Regions from separate parts of the Homo sapiens genome. Here region 2 is linked to region 1. Evidence: read pairs that join two places in POLR2A ChIA-PET (ENCODE). Cell type or tissue: HepG2. All regions are shown on one strand. Links, peaks and the distances in the headings refer to the core of each region. The heading gives the core; the rest is flanking DNA.

Region 1 (10,730 bases), core at 4,709-7,208:
CCATCCCTCCTTCTCCCACCCCAGCCTCAGAGCGAGGTTCCAGAAGTGTCACCAGGGGCCACACAGTGGTATCCTCCTTGACCTCCTGTAGCACCTAGCAGTGCTCCCAACTCCCTTCCTTTACAGGGTCATCCTCATCCAGAGGAGGTGGGGCATTTTGCACTCTTCTCCCTCTTTGCTCTTCCCTAGGGGTGTCCTGTGTCCCCAAGCCTTCAACCACATCCTTTGCCATGAAGCCTCCGGTGCCCATTTCTGGGTACCTACTGGACATTTCTGTGTCTAGACAAGCACCGCAAACAACAAATCGAAAATTGAATCCAGTCCTGGTCTCAAACAACTTTGCCTCTGGCCTTTTTTGCCATTACCGTGAGACGGTATCTCTGTAATGATTACAACATAGGCATGGTTCCCATGCTTAAGGTCCAAAGGGTGCATAGTGGAATGTAGATCTTCCTCACACCTGGTCCCTACCTACCCAGCCCCCTCTCCACAGGCAGCCCCTATTTCCAGAAACATCCATCTCCATTCCTTCTTCCTTCATCTAGCTGCCAAGTTCTGCCACCCTTTCTTTTGCAGGCTCTGACACCTCATTCCTTTTCTGTTTATTCCTATAGAAGCTTAGTGGAAAATAGACCCCTCTCCCTCTGTCTTAGAAAATAGAGACCTCTCCCTCTGTCTTAGTAGAAAATAGACACCTCTCCCTCTAAGTAGAACATAGAGACCTCTCCCTCTGTCTTAGTAGAACATGGAGACCTCTCCCTCTTTGCTCTTCCCTAGGGGTGTCCTGTGTCCCCAAGCCCTCAACCACCTCCTCTGCCATGAAGCCACAGGTGTCTGTTTCTAGGTACCCACTGGACATCATTTCTGTGTCTAGACAAGCACGACAAACTACAACAAATCGAAAACTGAATCCCATTCTGGTCTCAAACAACTTCGCCTCTTGCCTTTTCTGCCATTACCATGAGAGGGTACCAGCTCAGTCTAACACAACCCAGCGCTGACCAGCCCTCCCCCTTCCCTGTCCCCTTGGGGTGCTGGGGGACACACTGCTGACCTTCTCGAAGCTGGTCTCACCCTTATCTTCTAAGCATCTCATATTTTGCCTCACTTTCCTCATCTGTAAGAATGAGAATGATAGTGTTTACTTCATCCTATTTTTAAGTGTCTTAAGAAGACCTTTCCCCTGTAATATTTTTGTATCTCTTTAATTTTAATATTTCAAACATATAGGAAAATTTCAAAAATAGTACAAGAAATTTCCATATACCCTTTACCCAGATTTACCAGTTTTTTTGCGTTGACCATTTACCTTATATTCTCTTATTCTTTCTCTCTGAATATATTATATATAATTATTTATCTAAACCATTTAAATTGTGTGTGTGTATATATATATATACACCCCATTTCTGTATCTCTGAGTATATATAATGTATCCAAAGATATAGAAATTGTACATATAATGTATATCATTTATAGATATATATAAAATATTTATGTACAAACAAACACCATTTAAGAGTAAGTTGGAGGCCAGGCACAGAGTGGCTCATGCCTGTAAATTCAGCACTTTGGGAGGCCAAGGTGGGAGGATAGCTTGAGCCCAGGGGTTCAAGACCAGCCTGGGCAACATAGGGAGACCTCTGTCTGCACAAAAAATAAAAGAATTAGCCAGGCATAGTAGTGCATGCCTGTGGTTCCATCATCTTGTGGAATGCTGAGGTGGAAGGATCACTTGGACCCAGGGGGTCGAGGTTGCCGTGAGCCATGATTGTGCCACTGCACTCCAGCCTGGGTGACAGAGGGAGACCCTGTCTAAAAAAAAAGCATAACTTGGAGATACGTTTCTTTTTACTGCTAAATACATTGGTGTGAATTTCCTAAGAAATAAGGTTGTTCTCTTACATAACCACACTAGTTCATGCAGTTTTTATGAGGATTAAACTGAATAAATAAAGTAAAGCACTTTGCAGAGTGCCCATCACCCTTGCAGGTGCCAATAATTGGTAGCCATGGTTGCTGAGTTCTCTTCATTGGTCCTTGGCTTCTAGCCTACCTGGGTTGGTGTCAGTTCCCAAGCATGCCCTACACTTTGCCATTCTTCCTGCTGGACTGCAGCTCACCAGCCCCACCTGTATGCATTGACTCCTCCCCTCCCCTCCCAGGCAGCACCTAGTGCCTCCTGCTCCATGGGACATCTGTCATCTGCCTCCCTCCCTACTTCCAGCAGGAAGGGGTCTGCTTCAAGTCAGGCCCTTTCTGGTCGAAGGCTACAGAGGCCCATACAAGATGGCTCTGGAAAAAAGCACAGGAATCTCAGGCAAGGAATAGCGGCCCCTGCTGCTGGGCAGGTGCGGGCTGCAACAGGGAGGTGTGAGGAACCGAGGCAGCAGCATCTCCCCACACCTCCCTCTATACCTACCCACCTATGTCATGGTTTCCTCTGCCTCCTAAAACCCTCATTTATGAGTCAGTTCTGCCTCTTACTAGCGTGTGACCCTCGGCAAGCTGCTTAATCACTTTGAGCCTGTTCCCTTGCTTTGTAAAAATAAGGCTAAGGGTAATAATAGACCAGGCACAGTGGCTCACGTCTGTAATCCCAGCACTTTGGGAGGCCAAGACAGGTGGATCACCTGAGGTCAGGAGTTCAAGACCAGCCTGGCCAACATGGCAAAACCCCATCTCTACTAAAAATGATATACAAAAAATTAGCTGGGTGTGGTGGCAGGTGTTTGTAGTTCTAGCTACTCAGGAGACTGAGGCAGGAGAATTGCTTGAACCTGGGAGGCAGAGGTTGCAGTAAGCCGAGATTGTGCCACTGCACTCCAGTCTAGGCAACAGAGCAAGACTCAGTCTAAAAAAAAAAAAAAATTACAAAAATTAGCCGGGCATGGTGGCGCACACCTGTAATCCCAGCTACTCAGAAGGCTGAAGCAGGAGAATCTCTTGAACCTGGGAGGCAGAGGTTGCAGTGAGCTGAGATCGTGCCACTGCACTCCAGCCTGGGTGACGGAGCAAGACTCAGTCTAAAAAAAAAAAAATACAAAAATTAGCCAGGCATTGTGGTGCATGCCTGTAATCCCAGCTACTCAGAAGGCTGAGGCAGGAGAATCACTTGAACCTGGGAGACAGAGGTTACAGTGACCGAGATTGCACCATTACACTCTAGCCTGGGTGACAGAACGAGACGCCGTCTCAAAAAAAAAAAAAGGAACAATAACCAAGATTTTATTGAGTGCAAAGCACAGTTCTAACTGTTTTATATTTATTAGCTCAACTAACCATCATACCAACCTTCTGAGAAAGGTACTAATATTGTCGTTATTTAGAGATGAAGACGTGGCGGCACAGGGGGATTGAGTAATTTGCCCAAGGTCGCACAGCTAGAAAGTGGCAAAGCCAGGATTCAAGCTCAAGTTGTCTGGCTCCAGAGCTTGTGGTCTTAAACTGCCATCTACTTTGAAGGGTTGTTGTGAGAATTAAGCATGGATTATCTTATTTAAGGCATTTAGCAGAGAAGCAAGGCTCATCATAAATGCTTTAAAATGTTAATGGTTATTACAGTATCACAGCATTAGTTTGCAGGTGACCGCAATGGACTTCATGGCCCCAGCCTATGCCTCCTAACCCTTCAGCTCAGCTGCTGCAAATCATGAGAGATGCTGAGTTGAAAATATCACAGAGCCAGCCTTGAGCTGGACTATCACTTGGTACAGGAGACGTCAGGGGTCATGTGGTGCCAACCGCAGCAGCTGCCCACTCAGGGTAGGTCATGGGTGACTGGTATCCTAAGTACTTTTTTTTTTTTTTTTTTTTTTTAGAGTCTAGCTCTGTTGCCCAGGCTGGATTGCAATGGCATGATCTCTGCAACCTCCATCTCCCAGACTCAAGTAATTCTCCTGTCTCAGCCTCTCGAGTAGCTGGGACTACAGGCGTGTGCCACCACACCTGGCTAATTTTGTATTTTTAGTGGAGACAGGGTTTCGTCATGTTTGCCAGGCTGGTCTCGAAGTCCTGACCTCAAGTGATTCACCCGCCTCGGCCTCACAAAGTGCAAGGATTACAGGCATGAGCCACTGTGCCCAGCCTAAGGACATTCTTTCTCAGAACTTTGAAAGTAAATTGCTCTGAATGCTCATGGCAGTTCACAGGGCCTGGTGGTTTCTGCCTCAAACCCCTGTGGCAAACTCCTGTTTGTCTGTGTGATTCCTACCCTCTTGCTACTTGAAGTGTGGGCCGTGGACCAGCACGTCAGCATTGCCTGGGAGTTTATTAGAAATGCAGAATCCCAGCCGGGCACAGTGCTCATGCCTGTAGTCCCAGAACTTTGGGAGGCCGAGATGGGTGGGTCACCTGAGTTCAGGAGTTTGAGACCAGCCTGGCCAACATGGCGAAACCCCGTCTCTACTAAAAATACAAAAATTAGCCAGACGTGGTGGCGGGCATCTGTTATCCCAGCTATTCAGGAGGCTGAGGCAGGAGAATTGCTTGAACCCAGGAGGTGGAGGTTGCAGTGAGCCGAGATTGCACCACTGCACTCCAGCCTGGGTGACAGAGCGAGACTGTCTCAAAAACGAAAAAAAAAAAAAGCAGAATCCCGGGCTGCACCCCAGATCCCCTGAATCAGAATGTGAATTTTAACCAGATCCCCAGAGGTACTTACGCATGTTAACATTGAGTAGCACTGACTATTCAATACTACTTCTGTTGTTTTTCTTTTTTTCTTTTGTGGCTGCCTGTGCCTCTTTCTAGTTCAGATTTAGGGCACACTACATACTTGTGGTATCAATAAACAGTGGACTTTTACAACCAGCTATAAATACTATCTAGAGAAAGGAGCTTCGCAGCTTATTCCCAGAGCCCCATGTGAAATAAGAGATTGAAGCCGGGTGGGGCGATGGAGCTCAATTGATAGGGGTTCACACCTGCAGAGAAAATGCAAGGTCCTGAGGTCTCAGTGCATCTACCAAGAAGGTCAGGTGCCAAAGGTCAGAGCAGTCTCAGGCTATGCAGGAGGTCACCAGGGCTACAGAACACGGGACAGCGGATGAGGGCCAGCCAGAGGTGGGAGCACTCATGGCAGGGTGGTGCCTGTTGGCTCTAATAAGCAATGAGGTGGCAGGCACAGAGGCAGGATTTCAGTCCTCAGAGAACAGAGGGAAGAAAAGGACAAGGAGGAACTGGAGTCTACAATAAGTTTCCCAGGCAGGGAGTTGAGCTGGCAAAGTAAGTCACAGGCTGCCTGGGAGAAGTATTGATGTGAGGGGGCCAGGCATGGTGGCTCATGCCTGTAATCCCAGCACTTTGGGAGGCTGAGGCGGGTGGATCACCTGAGGTTGGGAGTTCGAGACCAGCCTGACCAACATGGAGAAACCCCATCTCTACTAAAAACACAAAATTAGCCAGGTGTGGTGGTGCACACCTGTAATCCCAGCTACTCAGGAGGCTGAGGCAGGAGAATCACTTGAACCCAGGAGGCGGAGGTTGCAGTGAGCCGAGATTGCGCCATTGGACTCAAGCCTGGGCAACAAGAGTGAAACTCCATCTCAAAAAAAGAAAAAAAAAGGAAAGAAATATTGCTGTGAGGGGACTAGCACAATGATGCCTTGGGCCAAGGCTTTGGTTGGGTGAGCTGGGACCCCTAAACATAAACCCTGGCCCCAGCCAGGGGGAACCTGAGCCTGGAGCAGTCCTGGGAAGCCAGAGGTGGGCTCCAGGTGTGGGACTGGGTACAGGTGGGGACAAGGAGCCATTCACGGGCTGCAGAGAGAGTCTGAGAGGCTCGTGAAGCAACTAACCTTTCCTGGCATGAGGGTGGCAGGAGGTGTGGCCAGATTCCAGAGGGCTTTCCCATCAGGGATTAGGACACTGCCCTCGCCAGGCCCTGGCTCACCTGTGCACAGCATTTTATCGGAAGCACGGACCTTGCCCCAACACATTCCTGAGATAACACTCCCCCGCCCGTCTCAGAAGACACTCAGTCCGTTGGTGTGAGGGAGGCTGCTGACACCCCCCAGATTCATTTCCAGTTTGTTTGACGTTGGCATGTATGTCTGTGTAACATGACTGAAGAACGAGTCATTAGTGAGCTGTCCAAAGTCCCTTTGGGAACATTCCAGGAAAATAAACCAATATTCCATCAAAGCCACAAATAACTTTTTTTTTTTTTTTCCATTCCTTCAAAGCAGGCTTTCTCAGAGTGTGGTCCACAGACTTCCTGCTTTAGACTCCCCAGAGGAGCTTGTAAAATGCAGATTCCTGGGCCGCCACCCTAAGCCTACTGAATCAGAATCCCAGTGGGGCTTCTGGGAACTGCATTTTTATATGCTACCCAGATGATTCTAATACACCTTAATCTCGAAAACCTCTCACTCTCTTTGCCCCTTTGCTTGATCGTTCCTTTGTGTCAACACCGTGTGCCCGCTGCGCTCTGATACTACCTCCCTGTGCTGCCCCACCTGGTGAACTTCAGCTGAAGGGCCACCTCTCCCTGGGAGCCTTCCTTGCCATCTTTGTCCCATCTTGTGTAGGGGCCCACTGTGTTTTCTCCTAATATGAATCTACCACAAAGTAGTAGTTTCTTTCTGCCTGACTGCTCCCCTGAATGGGGAAGCATCCTGCCCAGTCTCTCCAGGCCCAGCAGAAAGTTTTGCCTATAATTGGTACTAAGAAAGGAATCAGTGCAAGTGAAGGGTGCTGAGCGGCAACGGAAGGGCTACAGAGTAGGGGTGACGAATGGTCGCTTCCCGTTAAGAAGCTGTCACCTTCTGACTCCTCTCCTGGTGAGTCTGAACTCCTAGGTCAAGTCTGGGGCCAGAGGGCGAGCATCAGACCCAAGAAGAGGCCAAGGCTCTGGCTGGCAGGAGGCACAGCCCACCTGTTTGGGACTGCGGTGTCCCTGGTGTAAGCTCAGATCCCTGTCTGTATTTCAGGGAGACTCCATAGCTTGACATTCTTCCTGCTACAGAAAAACAGATGAAAGAACAGTTTTCCAGTCCCAGGGCTGACCCCAAACCCAGGACAGCTAGAATGCTCAGGCCTCCCCCCTCTTTTCAGGCAGGAGAAGCTGAAGAATAGAACTATTGGACCATGAAACTCCCAAGAGTCCTTCCCCCTCAGCGTTTCTCAGAATTTGCGACCACGATTTTCTCTGTGAGGCTCGCAATTGCTATTTGCCAAACTGGTAACTGTTGACCCAACAGAAATCAAACAAAGATACCAGCAGCCCCAGACAGGCTGTCTTCATCGCATCAGTGAAGGGAGAGCAGGTGCCTGGGATCGAAAGGACATTGTCCATCACCTGGCTCTGAAAAACAAAATGCATTTCCTTATTCTTAACAAGCTGAGCACCAGAAACCTGCTTTACCAGTCCAGGGTGCCTCCTGGAAGCTGGCTCGCTTATCTGCATGTATGTGAGGGCTGGGGGTGTTTTTGTGGGGCTGGCTCCGGGCAGGGTGGCTTTGGAAAGGAGAGGCCTGACCTAGCGAGACTCTAGGGTCAGCCCAGACTGCTGTGACCTCAGGGGACTCAGCCCAGGAGGTCCAGGTGAGGGCAGCCTGCCCTCTACGTCTGCAGTAGGTGAAGAACCCCTTGGTTACTTGAAGAGAAAGAAAGGACTGGCTGGGTTGTAGGCAGCAGGGCCGAGCAGCTGAGGGCTAAGTGCACAGCAGGCCCTAGCAAATGCTTCTGGAATTGAATTGGTCCAAGGGGAGACTCCAGCTTTAGTTCAACATGGGCTGTATCCGAATCCTTCTGAAATTTGCTGGGATTCCATGAGGGAGTCAGGTATTACAAGGTTTTGGCAATTACTGAGTTTCTTTTGTGCTTTTTTCTTTATGAGAATGTTGTTTCTGAACCCATTCCCTTTCTCTTCCCTTCTCACCAAATTACACTTGATTTGCCTCCAGGAAGAAAATAGTACATTGTTATCATTTGGTCAAGATTTCATATTCAAAAAAGAGTAAAGTGACAATATAGTTCAAAAATCTTGTTAGATGCTGTGGAAACCTCACCCGGCAGTAGTGATAGCTGCCACGTACTGAGGGATTTTATAGACATTTACATTTTCACTTGTCCTCACCTTCCAGATGAGGCAGCTGTGGCCCAGAGAGGTTAGGGAACTTACCGAGGTCACACAGCAAGTTGGCAAGAGGGTTGGGGTTTCAGTCTGGGCTCTCTGACTTCGCAGCCAAGTGCCTGCCAGTGCTGCATTGTCTCAAGGTATTTGGCGTGTTGATGTGACATCACTCACCCTCCTTGAGTTCTCTGACATTTCTCAGAGCGTTTGTCTGTGTGTCCTGATTTGAGAATTAGTTAAGCTCTCGCACTCTCCGGGGTGCAGTGCCTGGAATTCAGGCACTGGAGGAAGTCCTGCCTCCTTCCTGGAGCTCGCAGCCAGATCCCACAGATCCTGCTCTGTTGGACAGTGAGGATGGGAGGTGTGGCCCAGGGGTTGGCAGGATGGTAGTGGGGTGCAGAGTAGACAGGGCTGCGATGACTCTCCAGACCCATGCTTCTTGTCAGTTCCCAGGCACTGAACCCAGGACTTCCCCCACCAAGGCATCCTGTCCTATTTCCCCCATTGCCTCCTGCCCTCTTAGGATATACAGCTATTGAGAAATGTGAACACAGAGGCCTTTTCAGAGAGAAAGAAGTCCTGCTCCTCAGTATTCCCAGGATCCTAGCTTACTGGAGAGATTAAAAGGCTGGATTATGTGGGAAGGAGAGGCAAGTGGACTGGGACAGTTTAGATCTAATTGCCTAATGACTCCTAGAATATGTCCTTCCAGATGTCCTCATTTTCATTCAGAGTCACTGCCTGCCTTTGTGAGAGGTCATACAGTGTTGAATGATGCGTTATCAGTGTAATGCAATAGCCCAGTGACGTCATGAAAATCCTGGCTTTCTGAGAACACGTTCACAGATAGGAATGCAGTGCTGGAGAGACCCGAGGGTCTTGGTATACTGCACAATTCAGCTTCTATTGTGTAACTCCTGGGTTTATTGGCCCTTTGTTGCTGCTCTCTTTGATAAAGTATGATTTTTTTTTTTTAACTTTCTGATTAGAAATCAGTAGTTTAAGCCTGCTAATCACCTCTTTGGCTTGGCCTGCAGATCATGGAAAGTCCACAACACTTAATCTGTTTGCAAATGTTCTCTTGGTTCCAGAAGTTCAGAAATGTTACCAGCTCCCAATTTTTTATAAGATTGTATAATTTTTACCTTAATTACAATAATAAAGGTTCTGAGATCTATTACACAGATACCTTTTCTTAGTTTACTTTTTAAAAATTTATTTTTAATTGTGGCAAAATATATGTAATATAAAATTTACCATTTTAACCATTTCCGATGTACAGCTCTGTGGTGTTAACTACATTCATATTGTGCAACCATCACCACCATCCATCTTTAGAACGCTCTTCATCTTGCAAAACTGAAACTCTGAAAACTTCTACTTTCTGTCTCTATGAATTTGACTTCTCTGACTGCCTCATATAAGTGAAATCTTAGAGTATTTGTCATTTTTTGTGACTGGCTATTTTTTTTTTTTTTTTGAGATGGAGTTTCGCTCTTGTTGCCCAGGCTGGAGTTCAATGGCGTGGTCTCAGCTCACTGCAGCCTCCACCTCCTGGGTTCAAGCTATTCTCCTGCCTCAGCCTCCCAAATAGCTGGGATTACAGGCACCTGCTACCACACCTGGCTAATTTTTGTATCTTTAGTAGAGATAGGATTTCACCATGTTGGCCAGGCTGGTCTCAAACTTCTAACCTCAGGTGATCTGCCCGCCTTGGCCTCCCAAAGTGCTGGGATTACAGGCATGAGCCACCATGCCTGGCCTGTGACTGGCTATTTTACTTAGCATAATGTTCTCAAGGTTTATCTATGTTGTCGGCTGTGTCAGAATTTCTTTCCTTTTTAAAGCTGAATAATGTTTCATTGTACGTACATATGTGAGATGTATATACATACAATGTGTTGCAATATATACACATACATACACACATATACACGACGTCTTGTTAATCAGTTCATCTGTTGGTGGACACTTGGGTTGCTTCTGCATTTTGGCTCTTGTGAACAATGCTGCTGTGAACATACGTGTATAAATATGTGTTAGCCGGGCGTGGTGGCTCACGCCTCTAATCCCAGCACTTTGGGAGGCCAAGGTGAGTGGATCACCTGACGTCAGGAGTTTGAGACCAGCCTGGCCAACATGGTGAAACCCCATCTCTACTAAAGATACAAAAATTAGCTGGACGTGGTGGCGGGTGCCTGTAATCCCAGCTCCTCGGGAGGCCGAGGCAGGAGAATCACTTGAACCCAGGAGGCAGAGGTTGCAGTAAGCCGAGATTGCAACACTGCACTCCAGCCTGGGCAACATAGACTTCATCTCAAAAATAAATAAATAAATAAATATGTGTTTGTTGCCCCTGCTTTCCATTCTGTTAGGTACATACCCAGAAGGAGAATTGCTAGATCACATGGTAATTTATCTATTTTTTTGAGACAAGGTCTCTTTCTCAGGCTGGAGTGCAGTGGTACGATCTTAGCTTACTGCAGCCGCTACTTCCTGGCTCAAGTGATCCTCCAGCCTCAGCCTCCTGAGTAGTTGGGACCACAGGCGTGAGCCACTGCACCCAGCTCATTTTTGTACTTTTAGTAGAGACAAGGTTTTGCCACATTGCTCAGGCTGGTCTTGAACTCCTGAGTTCAAAGCAGTCCGCCCA
Region 2 (10,730 bases), core at 3,645-6,144, 280 kb after region 1:
CACAGAAAGTTAGGAGTCATTCTGGACTCCTCCTGCCCCGTCACAGTGCACATCCAACCAGTCACCGAGTCTTCCTGCTGTTACCTTCCTGTCTCTTCCTTTCCGTCCAACCTCACTGCTCTCAACTGAGCACCAGCCTCTGCGTCTCTCATTTATACTCTTAAAGACCCTTTCTGGTGGGCATGGTGGCTCATACCTATAATCCAGCACTTTGGGAGGCCGAGGCTGGTGGATCATTTGAGGTCAGGAGTTCGAGACCAGCCTGGCCTACATGGTGAAACCCTGTCTCTACTAAAAATACAAAAATTAGCCAGGCATGGTGGCACGCACCTGTAATTCCAGCTACTCAGGTGGCTGAGGCAGGAGAATCGCTTGAACCCAGGAGGCAGAGGCCGCAGTGAGCTGAGATTGCGCCACTGCACTCAAGCCTGGGCGACAGATCCAGACTCCATCTCAAACAAACAAACAAACAAACAAGACCCTTCCTGGCAGGTGTGATGGCTCATGCCTGTAATCCCAATGACTCAAGAGGCTGAGGTAGCTGAGGCAGGAAGATCAGTTGAGGCCAGGAGTTCGAGACCAGATGGGGCAACATAGCAAGACTCTGTCTCTAAAAAATAAAAAAAAAGACCCTTCTTGCCTCTTGCCTGCCTTTATCTGACCCACCCTCTTTACCCATGCCAGAGAGAGTTTTCTCAATAGCAAACCAGAATGTATCATTTTCAGGGCTTAGGACCTTGTCTCTTCCTGACATGTTGTCTTCAAGATAAAAATCCCAGCTCCTGAGCCTAGGGTATAAGACCAGTCATGATTGGCCTCTGTGTATCTCTTTAGCTGCATCTCATGCCTCTACTCACCCTTCATTATATGTTCCAATCAGACAAAAGCAGCTTCTAGCAAACTAAATGCTTGCTGCTGCCTGATGTCCTCACTCCTTTCACAAGTGGAAGACTCTCTTTTTGAGTTTCATTGAACACGTTTTTCTACTTTAAAACCCAACCTAGAAATCCCCTCCTCCAGAAAAGCTTCCTCTCTTCTATGCTACTTCTGGTCCCTGCATGTGCTTCTAGTTTTCTCACTCACTGCAAAATAATACAGTGATCCGTTTACTTGCCTGTCTCTTTCACTGCCAGATGAGCTGTTTGAAGGCTAGCATTGTGACTTATTCTGTTCAGTGTCCCCAAGCCTAGCAGGGGATCTGCCCCCATATGGGGACTTACAAATAATTAAATTGGATGGGTGTTGGCCCAGGTCCTTCAGATGCAACCTGGAAAGTCTTATTCTTGTAGAAACTTCTAGAAACATAATTAATGACAACAAAAGCAGTCTAGCACCTCTTGTAGGAATGAATCACGGTATTTTAGAAGGGTGGGACTAGACAGTGTGGCCTAGGAGCCATCATGTACTTCCTCACACGATGTTTAATCAGGGGCAGCTCTAATTACAGGTGGCCCTCTTCCTGGACTTGCGATGCCTAATAGTGTATTTATCAAGGCTTTCATCAGGTTAGAGTAGAGTGGTTAAAAACTAGGCATTGTAATCAGGCAGAATTAGGTCCCAATCCCTGATTGGTTGTGCAACTTTAGAGTGGTAATTTTGCTTCTCAGTTTTCTCATCTATAAAATGGGGATAAAAATGGCTCCCTTGCCATTGAGTCTTTGTGAAGATGAAATCACTTCATGCATCTAAAGTGTTCAACTCAGTACTTGGCATTGGGAACAAAAGAGTTGGCTTGATGTTGACTATTAGACAAAAATTCATGATGACATTTAAGTCTCAATGTAAGTATCACTTCTGCCTGCAAACAGATTAGTTTACTTTCTAAGATAGGTGCCTGCTTTACTTTCTCAGATAAGTTATTTATTTATTTATTTATTTATTTATTTATTTATTTATTTATTTTTGAGACAGTCTTGCTCTGTCGCCCAAGCTGTGGTGCTATCTCGGCTCACTGCAACTTCCGTTCCCCGGGTTCAGGTGATTCTTGTGCCTCAGCCTCCTGAATATCTGGGATTACAGGCATGCACCACCACACCCAGCTAATTTTGTAATTTTTAATAGAGACAGGGTTTCACCATCTTGGCCAGGCTGGTCTCAAACTCCTGGCCTCAATTGATTTGCCCGCCTCAGCCTACCAAAGTGCTGGGATTACAGGTGTGAGCCACTGTGCCCGGCCCTCATAGAACTTTAATACTTTTATTTATATCATTCATCACGATGTCATTTAGTCTGACATCCTCACTCAGCTCAGAAAGCTCCCAGAGGGCGCGGCTGTCTTTTTTATTGTTTACCATTGTGTTCCTAACTTTTAACACAGTTCCTGGTACAGAGACAGTTCCGACCGAATATTTGAATAAACAAAAGAATGAATAAGCAAACCTTTCCTAACGGCTGCTACCACTAAAGATCTTAGCATGGTGTGTGTGTGCGTGTGTGTGTGTGTGTGTGTGTGTGTGTGTGTGTGGTGGGGCTATTCAGTAAGGCTAGAAGTGAAAAAGCTAGTAGAAAGCCCATGGTGATGGAGAATGGAGGAAGACTGATTAGGGAGCTCCTCAGCAGTATAAGGAAGGACTAAGAGCACATAAGGACAGGATCATAGAATTCCGCATCTCAGGATTTTTGAGGCTGCCACTGCCTTAGCTGTGAGGCCAGTGCATATAAGAATAGTTTGCACAGTTCTGCTGTGGAAATCAGGGCTTTTACTGAAAGCTTAGCCAACTAGCCAGCAAGAATAGCTTTCTGGAACTTAGAGCCTTGTGAAAATTCCCAAACTGAGGATAATTCCAAAAAAGGTTTTCTTGCTGGCTTTGAAAAGTAGGATATACTTTTTAAAACCCCTTCTTCATCTATGATACAGATTATCTGACAGTTCCTGTGCAGAAGTCCACAGAAGGCAGGAAAGAAGGGGCCAGGAGTAAATCAGGTGCCTCATATGAAGACCTCAGCTAAGGAATAAGAAGAGTAAGAAAACAGCACGTCTTCAAATAACATCATTTCCTTCAACGCCGTTTCATTATGTTGATGAGAAAAAAAAAATCTCTTCCCAGCTGGGGCCACTGTCTGTGTGGAGTCTGCACATTCTCCCCAAGTCTGCATGGATTTTCTCCAGGTACTCTGTTTTCCTCTCACTAGGATACTATCCCAAAGATGCACACCTGAGGTTAATTGGTGTGTCTGAAAGGTCCCAGTGTGAGTGAATGTGGGTGTGTGCGTGAGTGCGCTCTGCAATGGGATAACGTCCTGTCCAGGGCTAGTGCCTGCCTTGTGCCCTGAGCTGCCAGGATAGGCCCCAGCCACCCAGGACCTTGAACTGGATTAATTGGGTAAATAATTCTCTTATCTCTTTTTATTAATCTTTCCTAAATGACTGTATAGCTCACATTTGTTTCAATGTTTAACTTTTAGAAGTGTTTTCAGTCTTTATGAGAAGTTTAGTGATGATTCTGTTACCAGAACTATGCCATAGGAATTTAACTCTTGTTAGTATCAATTAGCCTATGGCCAAATTGGTTTCCTTATACATCGTTTTGCTTGAAGTTGCGTTTCCAAGATTTTATTGACAATGTTAAGTGAGGACTTACTGTACAGCGTGGGGGTCAGGTTAGAGCAATGCTATTCAAAGTGTGGTACACAGATGGCTGCTGATCCCCAGACTGCTTTTGGCTTCCAACAAGATATGGAGCAGGAGGTAAGTCAACTGCATCACTAATCATACTGTTTGTAGTTCAGCTGGTATTTTCTTCACAGTAAGACTTTCTCCATGAAGGTAGCATTGCATTGATTTACATTTTGACCCAGGCTGTCACTGCCCTAGGCTTGGACCATTAACAAATAGTTCACTGTAAAGCTGCTTTGAGCAGCTCTGGTTTGGAGCATGGGCTTTGGAATCAGTCAGAGTGGGCTCTACCACTTAAGCAAGTTCCTTAAGCTGCCTGAGTTCCCTAGTAGGACACAAGGAAGAGTGTGGATTCTATTTCAAAAGCAATTCAAAGCCACTGGGAGGTTTCAAGCCCGATCATAAAGTTTCTTGTGAACCATGTTAGAGTTTGGACTTTGTTCAAGGAAAAGGGACCCACCAAAGATTTAAAAGCAGGGGAATGTCAGGATTAGAACTGTATTTTGGAAAGTTTACTCTGGCTGTGGTAAAGATAACAGCTTAGGCGGGACAGGAGGCAAAGAAACCAGCTAAGGGAAGGCATTCTGGTGGTGGAATGAGAGAATAAATGTAAGAATGAGTGAATTCATAGCATTTACTAGATAACAAGCTTCCTTGTGGCAGGAGCCTCACCACCTTTTGCTATGGATGTTCTTCAGCACAAACTTTCAGTTTTTGTGCAAGTCAATTTTTAATTAACATTTAACTGGCAAAAATGACTAGCTAATATAAAATCAAGCTAGATTCTCTGTCCATTCTAGAGAAGTTGAGCCTTTGTGAGCAAGGCTGATCTCGCTCATGATACAGAAGTCTGTCTCTTTTACCTTGTTTACTTTTTTCCTGTTTACCTTCACAGCCACTGATCCTCAAGGTTAGCAGATGAGTAAGTTTCCAATAGCAGCTGAACTGGAGTGATTTCTATCTGGAACCAAACAAATAGCTAGACTCTGTTTGGAATTTCTGCTTCCAGAGTTATCCAGCCACAGAGCCTGTTGCACAAGGCAAACTGGCACTTGCCCAGCATGCTTAATAGAATTCTTAGTACTCTTACCTAGAAGTCCTATTCATTATTTGAGGCCATGCCAGTCAACACCAGCTCAACCAATATCAATGACCAAGTAACAATGAAGACAGCTATTTGTTGAGCACTTACTATGTAGCAGGCACTGAGCTAAGGGATTTACATGCATTTTCTGATTTTTTTTCTTGTCACACAGAATGTTTTTATTCCTGCTAATAGATTCTTTATGATTTGAGATACATTTAGAATGTATATATTTTTATTATACTTTAAGTTCTAGGGTACATGTGCACAACGTGCAGGTTTGTTACATGTGTATACGTGTGCCATGTTGGTGTGCTGCACCCATTAACACGTCATTTACATTAGGTATATCTCCTAATGCTATCCCTCCCCCCTCCCCCTACCCCATGACAGGCCCCTGTGTGTGATGTTCCCCACCCTGTGTCCAAGCGTTCTCATTGTTGAGTTCCCACCTATGAGTGAGAACATGCGGTGTTTGGTTTTCTGTCCTTGTGATAGTTTGCTCAGAATGATGGTTTCCAGCTTCATCCATGTCCCTACAAAGGACATGAACTCATCATTTTTTATGGCTGTATAGTATTCCATGGTGTATATGTGCCACATTTTCTTAATCCAGTCTATCATTGATGGACATTTGGGTTGGTTCCAAGTCTTTGCTATTGTGAATAGTGCTGCAGTAAACATATGTGTGCATGTGTCTTTATAGCAGCATGACTTATAATCCTTTGGGTATATACCCAGTAATGGGATGGCTGGGTCAAATGGTATTTCTAGTTCTAGATCCTTGAGGAATCGCCACACTGTCTTCCATAATGGTTGAACTAGTTTATAGTCCCACCAACAGTATAAAAGTGTCCCTATTTCTCCACATCCTCTCCAGCACCTGTTGTTTCCTGACCTTTTAGTGATCGCCATTCTAACTGGTGTGAGATGGTATCTCATTGTGGTTTTGATTTGCATTTCTCTGATGGCCAGTGATGATGAGCATTTTTTCATGTGTCTGTTGGCTGCGTAAATGTCTTTTGAGAAGCGTCTGTTCATATCCTTTTCCCACTTTTTGATGCGGTTGTTTGATTTTTTCTTGTAAATTTGTTTAAGTTCTTTGTAGATTCTGGATATCAGCCCTTTGTCAGAGGGGTAGATTGCAAAAATTTTCTCCCATTCTGTAGGTTGCCTGTTCACTCTGATGGTAGTTTCTTTTACTGTGCAGAAGCTCTTTAGTTTAGTTAGAACCCATTTGTCTATTCTGGCTTTTGTTGCCATTGCTTTTGGTATTTTAGTCATGAAGTCCTTGCCCATGCCTATGTCCTGAATGGTATTGCCTAGTTTTCTTCTAGGGTGTTTATGGTTTTAGGTCTAATATTTAAGTCTTTAATCCATCTTGAATTAATTTTTGTATAAGGTGTAAGGAAGGGATCCAGTTTCAGCTTTCTACATATGGCTAGCCAGTTTTCCCAGCACCATTTATTAAATAGGGAATCCTTTCCCCATTTCTTGTTTTTGTTAGGTTTGTCAAAGATCACATGGTTGTAGATGTATGGTGTTATTTCTGAGGCCTCTGTTCTGTTCCATTGGTCTATATCTCTGTTTTGGTACCAGTACCTTGCTGTTTTCGTTACTGTAGCCTTGTAGCATAGTTTGAAGTCAGGTAGTGTGATGCCTCCAGCTTTGTTCTTTTTGCTTAGGATTGTCTTGGCAATGCAGGCTCTTTTTTGGTTCCATGTGAACTTTAAAGTAGTTTTTTTCCAGTTTTGTGAAGAAAGTCATTGGTAGCTTGATGGGGATGGCACTGGATCTATAAATTACCTTGGGCAGTATGGCTATTTTCACGATATTGATTCTTCCTATCCATGAGCATGGAATGTTCTTCCATTTGTTTGTGTCCTCTTTTGTTTCGTTGAGCAGTGGTTTGTAGTTCTCCTTGAAGAGGTCCTTCACATCCCTTGTAAGTTGGATTCCTAGGTATTTTATTCTCTTTGTAGCAATTGTGAATGGGAGTTCAGTCATGATTTGGCTCTGTGGTTGCCTGTTATTGGTGTATAGGAATGCTTGTGATTTTTGCACATTGATTTTGTATCCTGAGACTTTGCTGATGTTGCTTATCAGCTTAAGGAGATTTTGGGCTGAGACGATGGGGTTTTCTAAATACACAATCATGTTATCCGCAAACAGGAACAATTTGACTTCCTCTTTTCCTAATTGAATGCCCTTTATTTCTTTCTCTTGCCTGATTGCCCTGGCCAGAACTTCCAACATTATGTTGAATAGGAGTGGTAAAGGGGGCATCCCTGTCTTGTGCCAATTTTCAAAGGGAATGCTTCCAGTTTTTGCCCATTCATTATGATATTGGCTGTGGGTTTGTCATAAATAGCTCTTATTATTTTGAGATACATTCCATGAATACCTAGTTTATTGAAAGTTTTTAGCATGAAAGGCTGTTGAATTTTGTTGAAGGCCTTTTCTGCATCTATTGAGATAATCATGCGGTTTTTGACTTTGGTTCTGTTTATGTGATTGATTATGTTTATTGATTTGTGTGTGTTGAACCAGCCTTGCATCCCAGGGATGAAGCTGACTTGATCGTGATGGATAAGCTTTCTGATGCACTGCTGGATTCGGTTTGTCAGTATTTTATTGAGGATTTTCGCATCGATGTTCATCAGGGATATTGGCGTAAAATTCTTTTTTTTGTTGTTGTTTTGTCTCTGCCAGGCTTTGGTATCAGGATGATGCTGGCCTCATAAAATGAGTTAGGGAGGATTCCCTCTTTTTCTATTGATTGGAAGAGTTTCAGAAGGAATGGTACCAGCTCTTCTTTGTACCTCTGGTAGAATTTGGCTGTGAATCCGTCTGGTCCTGGACTTTTTTTGGTTGGTACGCTATTAATTATTGCCTCAATTTCAGAGCCTGTTATTGGTCTATTCAGAGATTCAACTTCTTCCTGGTTTAGTCTTGGGAGGGTGTATATGTCCAGGAATTTATCCATTTCTTCTAGATTTTCTAGTTTATTTGTGTAAAGGTGTTTATAGTATTCTCTGATGGTAGTTTGTATTTCTGTGGGATCAGTAGTGATATCCCCTTTATCATTTTTTATTGCATCTATTTGATTCTTCTCTCTTTTCTTCTTTATTGGTCTTGCTAGTGGTCTATCAATTTTGTTGATCTTTTTAAAAAAACCAGCTCCTGGATTCATTGATTTTTTGAAGGGTTTTTTGTGTCTCTGTCTCCTTCAGTTCTGCTCTAATCTTAGCTATTTCTTGCCTTCTGCTAGCTTTTGAATTTATTTGCTCTTGCTTCTCTAGTTATTTTAATTGTGATGTTAGGGTGTCGATTTTAGATCTTTCCTGCTTTCTCTTGTGGGCACTTAGTGCTATAAATTTCCCTCTACACACTGCTTTAAATGTGTCCCAGAGATTCTGGTACATTTTGTCTTTGTTCTCATTGGTTTCAAAGAACATCTTTATTTCTGCCTTCATTTCATTATTTACCCAGTAGCCATTCAGGAACAGGTTGTTCAGTTTCCATGTAGTTGTGTGGTTTTGAGTGAGTTTCTTAATCCTGAGTTCTAATTTGATTGCACTGTGGTCTGAGAGACAGTTTGTTGTGATTTCTGTTCTTTTGCATTTGCTGAGGAGTGGTTTTCTTCCAACTATGTGGTTAATTTTGGAGTAAGTGTGGTGTGGTGCTGAGAATAATGTATATTTTGTTGATTTGGGGTGGAGAGTTCTGTTGATGTCTATTAGGTCTGCTTGGTGCAGAGCTGAGTTCAAGTGCTGGATATCCTTGTTAACCTTCTGTCTCGTTGATCTGTCTAACATTGACAGTGGGTTGTTAAAGTCTCCCATTATTATTGTGTGGGAGTCTAAGTCTCTTTGTAGGTCTCTAAGGACTTGCTTTGTGAATCTGGGTGCTTCTGTATTGGATGCATATGTATTTAGGATAGTTAGCTCTTCTTGTTGAATTGATCCCTTTGCCATTATGTAATGGCCTTTGTGTCTTTTGATCTTTGTTGGTTTAAAGTCTGTTTCATCAGAGACTAAGATTGCAACCCCTGCTATTTTTTGTTTTCCATTTGCTTGGTAGATCTTCCTCCATCCCTTTATTTTGAGCCTATGTGTGTCTCTGCACATGAGATGGGTCTCCTGAATACAGCACACTGATGGGTCTTGACTCTTTATCCAATTTGCCAGTCTGTGTCTTTTAATTGGGGCATTTAGCCCATTTACATTTAAGGTTAATATTGTTATGTGTGAATTTGATCCTGTCATTATGATGTTAGCTGGTTATTTTGCCCATTAGTTGATGCAGTTTCTTCCTAGCATTGATGGTCTTTACAGTTTGGCATGTTTTTGCAGTGGCTGGTACCAGTTGTTCTTTTCCATGTTTAGTGCTTCCTTCAAGAGCTCTCGTAAGGCATGACTGGTGATGACAAAATCTCTCAGCATTTGCTTGTCTGTAAAGGATTTTATTTCTCCTTCACTTAAAAAGCTTAGCTTAGCTGGATATGAAATTCTGGGTTGAAAATCCTTTTCTTTAAGAATGTTGAATATTGGCCCCCACTCTCTTCTGGCTTGTAGAGTTTCTGCCAAGAGATCCACTGTTAGTCTGATGGGCTTCCCTTTGTGGGTAACCAGACCTTTCTCTCTGGCTGCCCTTAACACTTTTTCCTTCATTTCAACTTTGGTTGAAACAAACAAACAAACAAACAAAACAAAAACAAAAAAGAAAAAGAGAGAGAGAAAACAGGAGGTGCACAGCAGTTGCTGGTTTGTGGCAATTATGAAATCCTGTCAGGCACGTGTTGCTGGTTCCTTGATCACAGTCCATTTCTACTCAATGATTCTCTACGGCTTTGCCTTCTGGGCTCTTGGTTCCAATTTCTGAATTTAATCTTCCTTTTTCTAAAATGTAACCTGGGTGGTTTTTCCCCCTGGGTGGTTTTCTCAGCCTCCTTTCTGCCCATAGAGGTTTTGAGATCCAAAGCTCCCTTTTCACCTTGTACTGTCTCCTTCCCTTTTAGTCCAAGCAGCTTCTAAAACACTGAGAATTTTCTATGATTCTTACTGGGGTTTCCTCCATTGGGAAAAAAGCTGTGACCTCACATCCTTTTGGCTCATATGAGTCCTTTCTGCCTTAGGTTCCTTTTGAGGCTGCTGTGGGACAATGCCCTTAATATTCTTAGAAATCCAATTGTTTAATAAAGAGAAACAGTAAGCACCCCTTAAGCTTCTTAGAAGGATTTTGTCTGTTTGAAAGGGTTGTTGAGTTAAACCTTTCTGTGTTCTTAACAAGAGATGCTGTACCCACCCTTTGCTGGGAAGCTATTTCTTAATTTGAGAATAGTTTGCCCTCTGGAGAGGCTGGGAGTGAGAAGCAATTTCATTTTCAAACCCCAAAAATCTGGGCTTTTTTTTTTTTTTTTTTTTTTTTGAGACAGGGTCTCATTCTGTCACCCAGGCTGGAGTGTAGTGGTACAATCCTGAGTCACCATGACCTCCGCCTTCTGGGCTCAAACAGTCCTGCCACCTCAGCCTCCAAAGTAGCTGGAACCATAGACACATGCTGCCTCGCCTGGCTAATTTTTTTGTATTTTCTGTGGAGACCAGATATAGCCACGTGGCCCAGGCTGGTCTGGTCTCAAACTCCTGGGCTCAAGAGATCTGTCCACCTTAACCTCCCAAAGTGCTGGAATTATAGGCTTGAGCCACGTTGCCCAGCCTCTTTTTTATACCCTCTAAATTTTGCTTGAAATCTAAACAGTTTCATTTTTTAAGCTGCTTTTTTTTTTCTTTCTTTCTCATCCTCTGACTCTCATAAGCTGCTTTTTCTCATTTGCCTGGTACTATATGCAGCTTGGCTAGATCATCATATTCGTTAGGTACATTTCCTGCTTTCCCACATCACAACTGACAACAATGCCTCTACCTTCCACCACCTGTGAAGGTCTTCTTTCCCTTCTTTCCAGTAGCATTTCCCTCACTTCCCTGTAAGGTGTCCGCAAGACCCATTAGGCTTCACTAACATTCATCA

Evidence for each region. Peaks named below come from ENCODE experiments on the same cell type or tissue, not always from the same donor. Only the 100,000 strongest peaks of a DNase experiment are listed, where the experiment ranks them.
Region 2: POLR2A ChIA-PET joins it to region 1 with 6 read pairs; 1 of 35 experiments calls an interaction of 5 or more read pairs at or near these places.

The regions. Positions count from the first base shown.
Region 1 is chr5:168,309,020-168,319,749 of GRCh38, forward strand. The region is part of intron 1 of WWC1 (WW and C2 domain containing 1); the gene reads left to right. Among named protein-coding and RNA genes, the nearest start is that of WWC1, 23 kb to the left of the region's middle. RefSeq lists enhancers at 5,270-5,793, 9,537-9,626. In HepG2, for the core only: no CTCF peak of the experiment used is centred there; a DNase peak (open chromatin) is centred at 6,052; H3K4me3 peaks cover 952 bases.
Region 2 is chr5:168,587,624-168,598,353 of GRCh38, forward strand. No RefSeq gene overlaps it. Among named protein-coding and RNA genes, the nearest start is that of PANK3, 14 kb to the left of the region's middle. In HepG2, for the core only: no CTCF peak of the experiment used is centred there; DNase peaks (open chromatin) are centred at 3,988 and 4,588; H3K4me3 peaks cover 750 bases.